Regions from separate parts of the Homo sapiens genome. Here region 2 is linked to region 1. Evidence: chromatin loops called from intact Hi-C (ENCODE). Cell type or tissue: IMR-90. All regions are shown on one strand.

What was found. Peaks named below come from ENCODE experiments on the same cell type or tissue, not always from the same donor. Only the 100,000 strongest peaks of a DNase experiment are listed, where the experiment ranks them.
Region 2: a loop joins it to region 1, with 2.5 times the contacts of the local background. A loop is called at or near these places in 2 of 110 quality-filtered maps.

The regions. Positions count from the first base shown.
Region 1 is chr13:37,193,680-37,196,179 of GRCh38, forward strand. No RefSeq gene overlaps it. Among named protein-coding and RNA genes, the nearest start is that of CSNK1A1L, 89 kb to the left of the region's middle. In IMR-90, no CTCF peak of the experiment used is centred here; a DNase peak (open chromatin) is centred at 992.
Region 2 is chr13:37,593,852-37,596,351 of GRCh38, forward strand. All of the region lies in intron 2 of POSTN (periostin), which reads right to left. Among named protein-coding and RNA genes, the nearest start is that of POSTN, 3.7 kb to the right of the region's middle. RefSeq lists an enhancer at 1,137-1,786. In IMR-90, no CTCF peak of the experiment used is centred here; no DNase peak of the experiment used is centred here.

The sequences.
Region 1 (2,500 bases):
CCAAGATGGAAAAGGGCATGGGGGATGGAAGAATGAAAGACCAGGATTCACTGGGGTGGCAAAAGCAAAAGCAAAAATGAGGCCATAGAGGGAGCTTAGCACACGACACTTCTATATACCTGGTTGATCATTTCAGTAGAAGAAAGTCATCTCCTCTAATCCACCTCTTTCACATCAGCTCTATCACTTGTATACACTTTTCCCCATACCCATTGACACTGCTCTGGTTTACCACTCCACTGTCTGCAGTGCAGTGAATTCTTGTTCTTTTCTTTTCTTTTTTTGGTTTTTAAAATCTTATTTATTTATTTACCAATACATAATGTTTGTATATATTGATGGGATACATGTGATATTTTGTTCTATGCATAGAATGTGTAATGATCAATCGGGATATTTAGGTTATCCATTACTTTTATCATTTGTTGTTTCTATGTGTTGGGAATGTCTCCAGTAGCTATTTTGAAATACACAATATATGGTTGTTAATTATAGTCACCCTACCCTGCTATTGAACATTAGAACTTACTCCTTTGATGGTTTTTAAAATTCTTTATTGAGATACAATTCACACCCCATTAAATTCACCCATTCAAAGTGCACAATTCAGTGGGTTTCAATATATTCACAACATTGTGCGACCATCACCAAGATCTAAGTTTAGAATATTTTCATCACCTTGAGAAGAAGCTCTTTATGCATTAACAGTCAATCCCCTCTTTCCATAGCTACATCCTCTCCCAGCTCTAGGCAACTTCTAATCTACTTTCTATTTTGTCTGTGTAGATTTGCCTATCCTGCTCATTCCATATAAATGGAATCATATAAAGTGTGGTCTTTCGTGACTGGCTTCTTTCACTTGGCATAACATTTTCAAGGGTCATCATGTTGTAGCTTGTGTCAGTAATTCACTACCTTATATAGCTAAATAATATTCCATTGTAAGAATATAACACATTCTTTTTATCTGTGAATCACTTGGACATTTGGGATTGCTTCCACTTTTGAATCATGCTGCTATGAACATTTGTGACACATTATTGTGTACACATATTTTTATTTATCTTGGATATATACCAAGGAAGAAAATTGGTGGGTAATATGGTAATCTTTTTATGTTTAACCTTTCTGACAAGCTGCCAAACTCTGTTCAAAAGAGTCTTCACTGGCTTTCTCTTCCCAACAACAATGAATGAGCGTTCCAATTTCTTTACCTCTTTACTGGCACTTGTTGTTGTCTGTCTTTTTGAGTATATATCATTGAAGGGTAATGAAGATAAATCATGAAGATAAATTGTAAAACCTCTTATGGTTTGATTTGCACTTCCCTAATAACTAGTGATGCTGAACATCTTTTCGTGTGCTTGTTTTATGTGCATTTGCGTATCTTCTTTGGAGAAGTGTCTGTTCAAATCCTTTGCTCATTTTAAACTGGATTATTAGTCTTATTATTTTAATAATTTCAACTTTTATTTTAGACTCAGGGGTATATGTACAGGTTTGTTACATGGGTATATTGTGTGATGCTGAGGTTTGAGGTATGAATGGTCCTGTCACCCAGGTAGTGAGCAAAGTACCTTATAGATAGGTTTTTAGCCCTTCCTCCCTTCGAACTCCATCCCCTCCAGGAATCCCCAGCGTCTATTGTTGCCATCTTTATGTCCACATGTACCCAATGTTTGGATCCCACTTATAAATGAGAACATACAGTATTTGGTTTTCTGTTCCTGCATTAATTCACTCAGGATAATGGCCTCCAGGTGGATCCATGTTATTGCAATGGACATGATTTTGTTCCTTTTTGTGGCTCTGTAGTATTTCATGGTGTATATGTACCACGTTTTCTTTATCAAATCCACCATTGATGGGCACCTAGGTTGATTCCATGTCTTTGCCATTGTGTATAGTGTTGTGGTTACCATATGAGTATGTGTGTCTTTTTGGTAGAATGAATTATTTTTCTTTGGATATATACTTAGTAATGGGATTTCTAGGTTGAATAGCAGTGCTGTTTTAAGTTCTTTGAGAAATCTTCAAACTGCTTTCTACAGTGGCCAAAATAATCTATTAATATATTCCCATCAACAATGTCTAAGCTTTCCCACTCTCGTCAGCATATGTTATTTTTCGACTTTTTAGTAATAGCCATTCTGACTGGTGTGAGATGGTATGTAATTGTGGTTTTGATTTGCATTTCTCTGATGATTAGTGATGTAGAGTGTTTTTCATATATTTGTTGGCTGCATGTATGTCTTCTTTTCTGAAGTGTCTGTTCATGTCCTTTGCCTCCTTTTTTTTTTTTTTTTTTTTTGAGACAGAGTTTCGCTCTTGTTGCCCAGGCTGGGGTGCAATGGCGCGATCTCGGCTCACCTCAACCTCCGCCTCCTGGGTTCAAGAGATTCTCCTACCTCAGCTCCTGAGTAGCTGGGATTACAGGCATGTGCCATCACGCCCAGCTAATTTTTTGTATTTTTAGTAGAGACAGGGTTTCTCCATGTTG
Region 2 (2,500 bases), 400 kb after region 1:
AGTAATTATCTAGGATTTGTAGTCTGGTTTATAACCTTGGATCCTCATTCTTTATTTGTTAATAAAAAATTCCTGGCATGAAATATTGGCTTAAGAATAATAGATAGCTAAAAATACAGACAAAATTAAATGGGAAATACCCACTTCAAGTTATTCTCTAATTTTAATATAGTTTGAAGAATAGTTGGTATTGGAAACATATAAAAGGTATATAGGAGCCTTATGCAAATCATAATAGAGCCTCTAAATAATTTTATTTACATGAGCTCTTGTAAATAAATCTAATTATTGGATGTCAAAAGATTGATTAACAATTGCTTATATATTAGCTTTAGCATATGTTGTAAACAATTTAAAAAATGAGATACAAATGTGCTTAGTCCATAGATTGATAATACTTACTTGAAGTAAAATAGTGAATAGAAAAGGAAATTTAACAAAAAATTATTATTAGCAAATGCTAATATGACAAGGGTCAGTCATAATGTAGAGAATTAATGCAGTAGATGAGATAAAATTCCAGCAGTTCATTGTAATATCATCAGATAATTGAACAATGTGGTTATCTCTGAGCGGATATTTTGAAAAGAAAAAAAAAGCAGTTTTTTTCAGAAGAACATTTATGCTACCCAAAACTCAATGTTCCCATATGGTCAGTAGGGCAAAACAAGAGTAAAAAAAATATTGCTATACATAGCTCTAAACATGAGAAATTTATTTTTGTTTTCAGAATAGTATCTAACATTTCATGAGATGCCAGCTAAAAATATCACAGACATTCTCTAGAGGAAGTTTCCAGAATACTATATTACTAGACCAATATATATTTTGGACAATATCTTGACCCTAGGAAGCTTCACGTTTTTCATTAGGCCTGCTCAGTTTACTTTTCTCAAATCCCCAGAGCAACTGTCAGCTGAAAGGCAAACATTTCTGTCATCTGATCATAAAGTCCTGATGATATCTCTGGAAATTTCAGCAGAAGCAAGCAGATGGCAGACCAGTCAGTCTTCCTGTCAATAGTATTGATTTCTTTGGTTATTTGAAATTAGCATTTACATTTATTTCAGTGCCCAGACGTAACTATGTTTTTGAAAATGAATCTACTTTAGAAAAATAAGCTAATACAATTGAACAAAGGAGACACTGTTACATTTCTGGTTAAAAAAAAAAAAAGCCAGGCTTCAAAGTAGTGATTTTTTTTTTTTTAATGGAAAGCAAGAAAGAATTTTGGCATAGCCTCTGTACAAGCCTTGACATCTCTCATATATTTAGATGGTTAAAGTAAATTTATGGCATTCTTCTCTATCTTCTAGGAAGGATGTAATAAGCATTCTCCCTAACATTTCAGGGTGAAGGTCCTTTCTTATCTAGTTAAGTGTGCATTTCAAATATGCTTCATGGTATCCAAGAATATAAATAACAAAGAGGAAAACTCAGAGCCTTAGAGTCCCTACTGGGGCCTAGCTTGCAGCATGGCAGAGATCATTGTAACAACTGATTGCATTATAATTGTGTGAATGACTCACAAGTCTAGCAGAAGTCTGCACAATAATAGGAATAATGTTCAGGTCAAAAGATAACATCATGTTGAAACTCTATTAAGCCAATGAGCAGGAGATGGTCAGCAAAGTCCTCTGGTGCCCTAGACTTGGTTACCATGTGGAGATGCAACCCAGCTAAGCTTAAATGCCTTGTATACATGGTTCTTACTTAGAAATAAAGACAATCTTGTGCATTTCAAATAGGCATCTGGTCACAACTTCCTTTCCTGTCTACATCTATGCATTTGTTTAAAAGAGTTTAATTTTAAGAACAATTGATATTATGCATTATGGTTACTTAGTAATTTCACATTTATCAATTCATTTTATTTTCTCAGAAACTCTATAATATAGCTATTAAATCCATGTTTTACAGGTAAGTCTACAAGAAGTTAAGTGATTCCATATTTAGTATCTTTTTTTTTTTTTTTTTGAGACAGAGTCTCACTCTGTTGCCCACTCGGGAGTGCAGTGGTGCCATCTCGGCTCACTGCAACCTCCACCTCCTAGGTTCAAGCGATTCTCCTGCCTCAGCCTCCCAAATAGGTGCCTGCCACCACATCCGGCTAATTTTTGTATTTTTTTTTACTAGAGATGGGGTTCACCATGTTGGCCAGGCTGGTCTCGAACTCCTGGCCACAAGTGATCCACCTGTCTCAGCCCCCCCAAAGTGCTGGGATTACAGGTGTGAGCCACCACTCCTGGCCCATGTTTAGGATTTATACCAATATTATTAACTTAGAAATAAGTTTCTAATAAATTATTCCACCCGAACTTAGGGTAACTGAATTTTAATGCTGATGTATTAAGCAGGTTCTTCCTGGGGTCTTTTGATTCTCAAGGGATCCTTCACTGAGGGTGGACTTCAAATTAATAGGAAGCAGGAAGGAGCCACTTGCACTGTTTTCTTGACTGGGGATGACACCTAAACCTTTCTGATTGCATTACTTGCCCTA